Regions from separate parts of the Homo sapiens genome. Here region 2 is linked to region 1. Evidence: chromatin contacts called from ENCODE Hi-C or POLR2A ChIA-PET data. All regions are on one chromosome and are shown on one strand. The core of a region is the stretch at or near the end of the contact, and the rest is flanking DNA. Distances in the headings are between cores, read along the strand shown. Region 1 holds the start of KRABD3 (KRAB domain containing 3). Region 2 holds the start of RHEB (Ras homolog, mTORC1 binding).

What was found. A loop is a pair of places that touch in the nucleus more often than their neighbours do. ChIA-PET counts read pairs that join two places held with the same protein, here RNA polymerase II (POLR2A). Pooled maps may share reads with other maps.
Region 2: a loop to region 1 is called in a pooled map, with 12 times the contacts of the local background. The contact joins the promoter of RHEB here to the promoter of KRABD3 in region 1. A Hi-C loop is called at or near these places in 1 of 37 single-sample maps with no recorded cell type and 7 of 50 pooled maps. POLR2A ChIA-PET finds 5 or more read pairs at or near these places in 1 of 52 experiments (HEK293T).

What each region holds. Positions count from the first base shown.
Region 1 is chr7:149,712,543-149,718,405 of GRCh38, reverse strand. It overlaps KRABD3 (KRAB domain containing 3), which reads right to left and starts at 3,455. Exons shown (of 17, transcript NM_001290187.2): 1 at 3,340-3,455. The coding sequence starts at 3,351. RefSeq lists enhancers at 2,533-3,165, 3,803-4,302 and silencers at 3,368-3,807, 4,634-4,928.
Region 2 is chr7:151,516,571-151,522,433 of GRCh38, reverse strand. It overlaps RHEB (Ras homolog, mTORC1 binding), which reads left to right and starts at 2,539. Exons shown (of 8, transcript NM_005614.4): 1 at 2,539-2,974. The coding sequence starts at 2,923. RefSeq lists silencers at 2,089-2,138, 2,179-2,528, 2,699-2,858, 3,029-3,148, 2,859-3,288 and 1 more and an enhancer at 4,359-4,408.

The sequences.
Region 1 (5,863 bases), core at 2,206-4,705:
GAAGGTAAATTATGGGAAGGGTCCTTCCTGTTGAGAAATGAATGTTAAACTGTTTATTTGTGAGAACAAATTATTAAAGAAAATGAACACGCCCCTAATAAAGCAAAGACAATTCACCGCTTGTTTCATCTGCTCAGGGCAGTTATTTTAATTAATTAATTAAAAAAGACAGGACCTTACTATGTTGCCCAGGCCAGTCTTGAACTCCTGGGCTCAAGTGGTTCTCCCACATTGGTCTCCCAAAGTGCTAGGATTACAGGCGTGAGCCCCTGCACCCACCCAAGTCAGTGATTCTAAAAACTGTCCCAGGCTGGGTGTGATGGTTCACGCCTGTAATCCCAGCACTTTGGGAGGCCCAGGTGGGTGGATCACCTGAGGTCAGGAGTTCAAGACCAGCCTGGCCAACATGGTGAAACCCCATCTCTAATAAAATACAAAAATTAGCCAGGCATGGTGGTGGGTGTCTGTAATCACAGCTACTTGGGAGGCTGAGGCAGGAGAACCTGGAAGGCAGAATTTGCAGTGTGCCAAGGTCACAACATTGTACTCCAGCCCCTGTTTCAAGAAAAACAAAAAACTGTCCCTGCCACTAACCGGCAGCCTTGTTGTCCACTTACTGCCGGGCTCTCTGCCTGTTCTCCCTGAACAGCTGATAACTTGTCCCATGCAGTCACACTTACCAGTGCTCCCCTCTGGCCAGGCTGCATCTACACCCCTGGCAAGGGGCAGCCCCTCCCGTGACTGCCTGCCTGAGGCCCGGAGGCCCAGAGGCTGATGGGCAGTGAGATGCTGCAGCCTTTGCCTCCTGCCTCGATGTGCAGACTCTCCCTGAGCAAACCTCTGTGGCTCTGGCCCAGGTATGGTCACTCCCTCTCAGGAACAGTCTCAGACACCCTCCAAAACTTCTCTCAAAGAGTTATTTACATTTCTTCCTAGCATCTTGGAACAGAGAAAATGTAGCCAACATCAGGGTCTATGCAGAAGAGCGTGCAGAGCAGCCCTAGACCGCTGTCCTTAGGAAGGCCTGCTTGCCAGGAGGGCTCAGGCTGGCTTCCAGGTATTTAGGTGTCAGGAGGCTTCCCACCATTCCCTAAATGATGGGAGTGGCTCAAGGTGCCTAGGCTGAGCAAATGACGTGGTGTGTGCCACACCCCTGCTTTCCTTCTGGGAGTCTGGAATTTTGGTTCATGGCAGGCAGAGGGTTCCCACATGACATTCTGATGGCTCAACACAGAGCTGGCAAGGCAGGTCTGAGCTCTAGGTAAGAACATGATACCAGCTATGTTGGTTGCACTGGTACCACTGCTGACCTGATGTGGCCATTAAGAGGTTCCGGACCCAGAGACCGGGGCAGAGCACGGTGACTGGGGCCTAGCCTCAGGAGCCAGGCTGCCAGAATTCCAATCCCTGCCTTGTTTCATACTAGTTATGAGACCTCAGCCAAACCTAACCTATTTGGGCCTCAGTGAACTCATCTGTAATACTGGGATCATAACAACCTACCTCATAGAGGTATTGTGAAGACAAAACAAATACAGGAATAGTGCCTAGAACAAATGCGGGGACTATGAATATTAAGTGCTATGATTAGTAATACTGCAGCCAGACCTGTCTGCCTAATGCCCGCTTGCAGGTCTGAGCCTGCCAGCTGAGCTCTTCCACATACTGCTCCTGACCACCGGTGTCTCTCTCGCTCCAGACTAAATATATCCCAGCTCTTCCAGGAATCTGTAAGAGATGCTTTCCAGGCCTCTCACCATCTCAGCCTCAAGACAAACTGTTTTGTGATAAAATTCTTAGAAAATGAGAATGGGAACTGACTGTGGCCAGGGTAGGCGCTTCTGCCAGTGGCCTCCCTCTCCCCAGAAAAAGCAAAGAGTGAGGGTTTTGTGTGTGAGGGAGTGAGCAAGTGTGAGTGTGCAAACACCTGGGCTACAAAACTCATCTTCGGGAGGAGGAAGGCCACCACTGGCTGGCTCTGCCCACACACCACCGGCCTTCCTCCTCGGGCCCCACTTCACCTCCTTCCCCCAACCAATGGAGAAAAGCTTTCTGGGCTGACCCAGGACTCTTGTAACTGGGCAGCCTCCTAGCTCATAGCTGCACACTGGTCCTCCTAACATCACCCTTCCACCGTGTCACTAGCCCAGCACAAAAACTGCAGCTTCAGTGCCTGCTGGACCTGCCCCTCTCTCACAGTCCTTCCCAACCTAGACCTGCTCTCCCAGTGGGCCTCAGGCTCGGGCTCCCTGATCAGACCCTGCCACAGGACCTCTCAACCTGGAGGCTGTGCTCACATTGCCCTGGGCTTCTGGGAACCCTCCCTGCTCCTCTCCACCTTACAGTGACCTACCACTCCCCAAGGTCACTCCTGGCCACCTTCTCCATGAAGCTACGTAGTGTGAGGATATTCCCCTCATCAGATCTGAAAGGTCAATGGCCCAAACTCCTCACTTTACAGAACAGGAAACTGTGGTATGAGGAGGCCTTAGGATGGGGCCATGGGCATGTCTGAACCAGGGTGTCCCTAGGCTACTTAACTGTGCAGCCAGACCTGAAAAGGACACTTGACTGTCCCTGCCCAACAACATCCAATTTGCCTAGCCTCTCCCTTCTCCCCAAATGCTTGGGGGCACTAATGACGCCAAGGGCCTGGCACAGTGTTTGCTCTGCCTAGTCACACGCTGCCCCCCATCCATGGCTGCCTCGGACTGGCCAAAGCTCAGGAGCCACCACGGTTGCAGAACTGGCTCCAGGTGCCCATCCAGAAGAACGTGGAGCAGTTGCTGGTATCAGCACCAGATACCTGATACCTCACTGATATCAGCACCAGAGTTTCCCAGCATCGTCACAGCCCACACACAACCTAGCCCAAACGGTGCCCAGGCTGTCACGGCCTGGGGCTCTCCCTCCAGTTCTCAGATCTAAACGCCTTACCTGCAGGCTTCCCAAGACAAAACTTGGGGTTTGTTCTATCTTTGTTTCTCCCCATTTCCACGTCCCCAGCCCCCGGGATCCAGGATTCCACCAAGAACAGAAGTATGAGATTTACTCACTGCCTCCGAGGCCTTCATGCCCACTCTACCAGGATAACTTGTAACGAAACAAGCCACGCCAAGGGGGTTTCCCCAGGTGGAGACTGGGCCGTGGGTACCGGCGGCGGAGAGCTGGAGAGAGGTTGTCCGAGGACCTGAACTTCCCGGCACGAACCCCTGAGCATCAGGCCTGCCCAGCCTCACCCAGCCGATCCCGAAGTTGCGGGGGGGTCCCAGCTCTTTCTCGCCCTACCGCCTTCGGGGCCGCACTGCGCCGAGGGGTCCGCGCGTCCGCCTGCCTTACCTGGCGCGCCATCCCCGGGCTCAGCCTCCCCGCCACTCCTCGGTTTCCGGCGCGGGCCCTGGCGCGGGCGCACGCGACCCTCGTCGGCGGCGGCCCAGGTCCGCGCAGGAGAAGGCGGGGCCGGGGGCCTGGGCCGAGGGGGAGGGGCGGGGGTGGGCGCGCCCGGGCCCGCCCCCGGCCTCGTTGAGCCCGCCCCGAGCGCCTCGCATCCCTTGGTGGGTGGTGCCGTTTCCGCCCGGAGCCCCCGGCTTCGGCGGCCCGGCCGGCCGGCGCAGACGCGGACTACACTTCCCAGAAGGCGCCGCGGCGCCGGCTCGGAAGCGGGGGGCGGAGACAGGGCGGGGCGGACCTGGCTCGGGCCTCGTCCCCGCCCCCTCCCCTCGTCCCCGCCCCCAGCTGCGGGTAGAGGTTGCGCGCCGAGACCAGCCGGGGCGGCTGTGGGCGTGCAAGCCCGCGGGTACGCGCCGCTTATCACTCATTCATTCCCGCAGCCACCACTCAGCGCGTCCCATGTGCCAGGGGCTGATGGTGGGGATGAAGAGGGACCCATCTTTCCCAGAGGCCGCGGTCGGGGAAACCCGACCTGGAGTGAAAGGGGTCGAGGGTCCGGCCGGGCGTGGGTGGGACAGAGCAGCTGCCAGGCCCCCGTACATCCTCACGTCTTTCGCCCGCGCCCCCGCTCGCCGCAGCCATGACCTACCTTCGTGTCACATTTTGCGTGCCTGTTTGCTGGGGTGGTAACCCCAGTTGTTCCTGGCACATAGTAGGCCTCAAATAAACGTGTGATGCGGGAAGGAAGCGCGGCCCACTCTCCTCTGCCTCCCCCTGCGCTTCACGAGTTCGAAGGCCTGGTCTGGGCGGGCGCTGCGAGAGCGCTCCGGGGGTGCGGGCGAGGCGCAGCGAGCCTGGTTTTCCTGTCTGGAGAAGGACCCCGTCATTTTTATAGAAGGCTGCTGGAAGGGGGCCTGCGGGGCTAAGCCTGCTGTGCCAGACAGAAGCTTGGAGGGGAAGGGGAGGCTGTGGTCCCACGCAGAGGAGACTCTGCTCTGAGTTTGGAAGCCCCGTCCAGACCTTGCGGCCCAGACAGCGCTCTGCCTGGGCAATATCGGAGGGAAGGAAAGGGAATTCCTCGCCCAGTCGCCCGGGGCTGGCCCTTGCAGCCGCGCCGGCCATGATCACGGACTCGGGTACGATGCCGACAACCCCTCGTCCCGGCCTCCGAGGAAAGGCGCACGCCCACTCGGGCAAAGCCCCCTCGGTCATACCCGAGACACCTTAGACACAGGACCGGCGTGTGCGCAGCCTGCTGAACAAGGATTTGAAGATATCACAAGGCCCCACCTCGCGGAAAGGGAAAACTTAAAAGTCCAACTTTTCAAGAGCCCTACAGGCCACAGCCCTCAGGGTAAGTCGCCTCCTGGGCTTTAGGCCGGGTCCCACCTCCGTGCCGAGGTGAGGCGGGCTCCTTACAGTAATGTGTTCCTGCTCCCAGCTCCTCTCCACCGCCCACCCTCCGGCCCGGGATCCCTAAACGTTAAAACCCCCTAAATCAGGGGTCCCCAACCTTTTGGGCCAGAGCCCGGTTTTGTGGAAGGGAATTTTTGCATGGACTGGGAGGGGGGTTGTTTTGGGATGAAACTGTTCCAACTCAGATCACCAGGCATTAGATTCTCCTAAGGAGCCCGCAACCTGGATCCCGCATTCACAACAGGGTTCTGGCTCCTATGAGAATCCAGCACCTGCAGATCTGACAGGAGGCAGAGCTCAGGGGTAATGCGAGCAAGGGGGAGTGGCTGTAACTACAGATAAAGCTTTCCCTGGCTTGCCCGCAGCTCACCTCCTGCTGCACTGCCCAGCTCCTAACAGGCCAGGACTGGTACTGGTCCATAGCCCAGGGACTGGGGACCCCTGCCTTAAACTTAAACACCTGTAGAAAGAAATCTCTATCCAAGTAAGATGCACCTTTGTTTTAAGCTGTGCAGATTCTTGGCACCTCTTTGACTCAAACGTCCACTTCCTGGCTAGGCTTCCTGCCCCATTTGTGGACCATCAGTCGCTAAAAGCAGTTCACCAACATGAAATTTGCTGCATGGCCAATTATTTAAATTATGGAGACACTTCCTGGCACCCCTATCCCCCAAATTTTAGTTGCGCCTTTGACCCTGTAGACCTGTATTTACCTCAGCCCGTGTGTGTGCGTTAAAAAATAGTTGTGAAGACCTGTCCTGAACCAGGTTTATTGGATGGCTCTGGACACAGACAAAGGCAGGAGTGGAGCTGAAACACATCTTTAAAAATTCCTTGGCTGGGGCCAGGCACGGTGGCTCACACCTGTAATCCCAGCACTTTGGGAGGCCAAGGCTGGTGAATTGCTTGGGCCTGGGAGTTCCAAACCAGCCTAGGCAACATGATGAAACCCCATCTCTACAAAAAATGCAAAAATTAGCCAGGTGCAGTGGTGTACCCCTGTAGTCCCAGCTGCTTGGAAGGCTGAGGTGGGAGAATCTCTTGAGCCCAGGAGGCA
Region 2 (5,863 bases), core at 1,290-3,789, 1.8 Mb before region 1:
TCCCACCTCAGCCCTCCACGTAGCTGGGACTACAGGCAGGTTCCACCACGCCCGGCTTTTTTTTTGTATTTCTTTGTAGAAACAGCTTTTCTCCATGTTCCCCAGGCTGGCTAAGTCACTTTTCAAACCAAACAAATTCTCCCCACTCTAGAATAAAGGAATCTTCTAAACCTTTGGATCCTACATTAAAGGGCTTGAAGACAGCAACTGGAAAACTTTTTTTTTTTTTTTTTTGAGACAGAGTCTCACTGTTTTGCCCAGGCTGGAGTGCAGTGGCGCTATCTGAGTTCACTGCAACCTCGCCTTCCAGTTTCAAGCAATTCTCCTGCCTCAGCCTCCTGAGTAGCTAGGATTACAGGCATGTGCCACCACGCCTGGCTAATTTTTGTATTTTTAGTAAAGACGGGGTTTCACCATGTTGGCCAGGCTGGTCTGGAACTCCTGACCTCGTGATCCGCCTGCCTCGACCTCCCAAAGTGCTGGGATTACAGGTGTGAACCACCGCGCCCAGCCTGGAAAACTTTTTGAATGAATTTGTCCTTTACAACTGTGCTTCACATCTGGATTACCAATATTCTCAGGCTAGGGCAGTGCTTTCAAACTTTTTGAAGCAACCCACTGTAAGAAACTTTACAATGAGGCCGGGCACGGTGGCTCACGCCTGTAATCCCAGCACTTTGGGAGGCCGAGGCGGGCGGGTCATGAGGTCGAGAGGTCGAGACCATCCTGGCCAGTATGGTGAAACCCTATCTCTACTAAAAATACAAAAATTAGCCAGGCGTCGTGGCGGGCGCCTGTGGTCCCAGCTACTCGGGAGGCTGAGGCAGGAGAATGGCGCGAACCCGGAAGGCGGAGCTTGCAGTGAGCCGAGATTGCGCCACTGCACTCCAGCCTGGGCGACAGAGAGAGACTCCGTCTCAAAAAAAAAAAAGAAAGAAACTACAGTAAATCCCAACATGCAATAATACATATATAGCATATCTATAAACATATATATCTACACGTGCACTTACACAAACTTACCCTTACTCATTTTTTTAACTCACCACTGTACTAATGAGGACACATACTTACCCTTACTATGCATAACGCAGTTTTCTATTCTGTTCTATTTTTTTTAAAAAAAGGTAAAACTAAACTGATTTTATAATGCAAGGAATTTAGTAGCATCTGTTCAAAAACACCGTGGTGAGGGTATCCGAATCCACAGGATAAAAACGACACATTTTACAGGAGAGTGCATTTTAAGACCTTTATTTTAAAATACTTAAAATAACTATAGCGTAAACCTCAACATTTCATGGAAACATAGAACTTCCAGACATTGATCACTTCTGGCTGGCTGCCTGGGGCTTCCATCTGTAGATCCCCGAGGACAAGAATGCACACCCCAGCCCCTCATCGGAGTGCTTCCGTGGGAAAGCTGGAGGGAGTCGCTCTTGGGTTGGGTGTTCCAAGTCGACTCCAGTCACCTCTAAACCTTCCTACGCTGGAATACAAGGCCTGCCACTCAGCTTCCCCTGGCTTCATTCCTCCCCACCGATCACTGGCAAAGGGCGAAGGGCCATGCCCGGCCTCTGCAGGTCCCCACTGCCAAACAGCCTGGGCAGAATAGGGGCGGGTTCCCCGGCGCGGCGGAGTCTCTGCTAACTCGGCAAGTGCCAAGCCCTCCAGCAGCCACCACGCCGGGCCTGCCTGCAGGCTGGTCCCTCAACGGCACCTGCGTTCCCGGCCGGGCTTCCCTTCCCGCGCCCCTCTGCACTGCACCCCTGGGAAGGCTGTGCCCACACCACGGTCTCCGCCCGTCCACACCGCGGCCCGAGGCGTTCCTGGCACCCGGCTCGGGCCTGCCCGCCGCACCAGCCGCCCCGGTGCTGGCGGAGAACCGGCTTCCCGCCCCGGCGCTGTTCCAGGAGGTGCGCCGAGCTCCGCGCGAAGCGAAGCGGACACCAGAACTGACGAGGCTCGCCCTGTTTTTAATGAAATTCCTAACACTTTGAATTAACGCAGACTCCATGCTTCCCACAGTCCTTCGGCCGTCGGTGACGCTTAGTCACCACTACATCCTCAAACCCAGACACGAACGCTAACGCAGCTCAAGGAGAATTTTCAAAAAACCCCGAGGGAGGAGCCAGCCCACCCGCCCAGGCCACGCGCCTCGCGCCCTTCACGGGCTCAGCGGGCGCGAACCCGCCAACCGCTTAGCGTTTCGCCAATCACCGCACCTCCCACCTATTGCCCCGCCCTGCGCTCCGTTCTGGCCAATCACCAGGGAGCCACCGTTTGTCTCTCCGCCTCTCCCGCCCGCCCCTAACCGGTTGGAAGTTTGAAGCCTTCAAACCTAGCCGGCGCCCAACAGCGCGGTAGCAGCGAGGTGTATTTTTAGCTCCCGGGCGGGCAGCCCCGCCCCCCCCTCCCCGCCTCCTTGTTTCCCCCAATGGGAGATGGAGTTTCCGACACGTCATCGCGCGGCTGTGCAGGAGCTGTCCAATCGGCGCTCGGGGAGAATGGCGTAATTAAAAAGCGGCGGAAGAAGGTGGGAGGGTCATGACGCAGCGAGTTTCAGTCGTGACTTTTCTGGGGGCATCGCGGCGTCCCCTTTTTTTGCCTTTAAAGTAAAACGTCGCCCCGACGCACCCCCCGCGTATTTCGGGGGGCGGAGGCGGCGGGCCACGGCGCGAAGAGGGGCGGTGCTGACGCCGGCCGGTCACGTGGGCGTGTTGTGGGGGGGAGGGGCGCCGCCGCGCGGTCGGTTCCGGGCGGTTGGGAGCGCGCGAGCTAGCGAGCGAGAGGCAGCCGCGCCCGCCGCCGCCCCTGCTCTGTATGCCGCTCTCTCCCGGCGCGGCCGCCGCCGATCACAGCAGCAGGAGCCACCGCCGCCGCGGTTGATGTGGTTGGGCCGGGGCTGAGGAGGCCGCCAAGATGCCGCAGTCCAAGTCCCGGAAGATCGCGATCCTGGGCTACCGGTCTGTGGGTGAGTGGCCGGTGGCCGCGCGGCCTCCTCGCGCCGCCGGGGCCTCGCCTGGGAGCCGGGTCGCGGCCGGGCCTGCGAAGTTTGGAGCCGGCGCGGCCATGTGGCGGGGCGGGCGGGGGCCGCGCGTTTCGTAACCACCATTCTGAGCGGAGGTGGTGGCGGTCGGGGCGGCGTCCGCGCCGGTGGAGGAGCCGCGGTAGCTGGGCGCCCTCCGCGGGCCGGGCGGGCAGGTGGCGGCCGGGCGGAGGGCGTGGGAGGCGCGGGGCGGGGGCCGTCGGCCGCCGAGGAGTCCGGGTCTCGTCTGGGGAAGTGAGGCGGCGCCGGGGAGCCGCGCTAGAGGCTGCCGCGAGGGAGTCACACCTGCCTCCCCGCCTTCGCCGCGGGCGCGCGTGACCGGGGCTGGCGGTCTCCCCCACCCCGCCCCCGATGTAAGGAAAAGAAAGTCCGTGGGATTTTAACAAAGGAAGCAGCGCCTCGGCTTCATTCCATCTGTGGTGAAGTTTACCCTTGTAAAGAAAACTAGGGATTTAGAGGACGTTTGGGCACTGAACGCAAGTTTTCTGCATAGGAAACCTAGGCGATCCCCCAAAAGAGGTCCCTCTGGAGGCCCTCGAGATGCTGCTGGCGGCCTGGGTAGGAAGACAGAGAAAAAGGAATGTCTGATCTCTCGGTGCCCTATTTTTGTTCGGGAAGGAATAAGGTCAGGTACTTGCAACCAGGCTGTTGAAGTAATTCCAAAGTCTTTTTGTTTTCTTTTTCTTCCCCCAAAAGGTTGACATACATTTGAAACAGTTCCTAGCAGTCGCCTTATTGCTGAATAAGGTGGCTTAGGGTCGGGTTGGGGGGCGGACGGGGTGTTACAGAACGAGCGGTTTTCTGGCCTGTGTGAAACCAGAGCGATTGAACTTAGACACGCTTCAGGGTGAGGCTGTATTGTCTCCCGACATCCGGAAGCCTGGAGAAATTAGTTCATCTTTTCGGGCTGTTTTGAAGTAACTGTCTATAGAAGGCGTGCACCGGGCCACAGTTGAGGGGATGGGGAGGTGAAAGCGAGGGTTCCGAGGCTCCCGTGATTGCGGAACGGGGTGACTATCTGTCATGGGAAGCTTGTACCTGCCTGCCGCTCACTGGATGCACTCCCCAACTGCGCTTTCCACCGCCTGTGCCAGGGTCTGTGCTCTTTGACCAAGATCAGCCACTGCATGCTTACTCATCCTTTTACCACCTCTCCGTCGAGAGCCGGGGGGAAATTAAGGGCTGAAAGAAGCTTGGCTAGAGATGCGGGGTGCCTAGAGTCGTAGGGGAACTCTTGTGCGATGCGGTGCTGAATCCGAGGGGATGCATAGGTGGCAGCTTTAACAGCTGCAGCCAGGAAGTAACCATGAATCAAATGGAGGGGTTCAAAGTCACTAATTGTTCAAATATCAACATGGAACCTGGGATCCAGCCTTTATTGGCAGCCTGAATCCATGCTCTTGTCTCTGTTCTCTTGATTTCCTCCTCTGCATTTTGAGGAGTTGGGACCGCGAGGTGTTCTGGCTCTTGGGTGAGCCTTCCCTAGTCAGTCAAGTAAGTACTTATTGGCAACTATTTGGAAATAGTAGTCCCTGAATAATCACGTTATAGGCAACAAGTACCTCGGCTACCTGATTTCAACCCAAGAGAATGACCTAAAGATCTTGACTGATTTACCCTTTTCAAATGTCGAAATGGTAGCTCTAGTCTTTGGTGAGCAGGGCTAGTTTTATCACTTTTTTTTTTTTTTTTTTGGCTACAGAAGTTCCTTATGTCCAGTTGAAATCCATTCTGTTTTATCTTCCCTCTATTCAGCGTCCTCCTGAGGACGGAGATGTGACAGGCCACCCCTTAGCCTTGTCCTCACAAACTGTTGCTTGTTAAATACTGTGCTAACTTAGTCTCCGGTGGGATACAGGGTCACTTTTAGTCCCTATTTTCTGTCTTCAGTATTTCATATTTCTGCAACCTACCCCACTTCTCCATATTTATTTTCAAGCGTAGTCATATTAAACGATTTTGGAGAGGTTAAGTTGCTCCCAATCTTGTATTTGATTTTTTTTTTTTTTTTTTTCCGAGACGGAGTTTCGCTCTTGTGACCCAGGCTGGAGTGCAATGGCGCGATCTCGGCTCACTGCATCCTCCACGCCCCGGACTCAAGCGATTCTCCTGCCTCAGCCTCCAGAGTAGCTGGCACTACAGGCGTGCACCACTATGCCCGGCTAATTTTGTATTTTTAGTAGAGACGGGTTTCACCACTTGGCCAAACGTCAGGCTTGTCTCAAACGCCTGACCTCAGGTGGTCCTCCCACCTTGGCCTCCCAAAGTGCTGGGATTATAGGCGTGAGCCACCATGCCCAGCCGCATTTGATTTTAAAGTGTATTATGAGCCAGGATATTTTGTAGTATGTGGGGTCTTTTTTAGGGGAAGGAGATTAGGTTTTGCCAGCAGGTTTCTTCTAGTAAGCCACCCTTTTGAGAATTACTCAGCATGCTCACTTCTGGGAGCTTACTGGCATGTTTGCTTGCAAATGGTGGTGCTGTACCAGAGAAATTTGAGTACCTGTGTTTCTAGATTGTGGTATTTTGTGATGCTGAGCTGTTTGTCCTATATTCTGGGGGTAGAGCCACATAAAAAGCCTCCACACCTTTCTTAGAATGTTCTCTTGATTAAATACATTAAGCCAGTTTGACTAGTAGGATACTTGTCATTGTGATTTGTCATGCCACAAACTTTATTTTTAAAGTTGTCTTCAGATAAAACAAAAAAGTGCTATGTTTGTTTAACTAGTTGGCTTTCTTTTTTTTTTTTTTTTTTTTTTGTGACAGAGTCTCACTCTATCACCCAGGCTGGAGTGCAGTGGCGGGATCTGG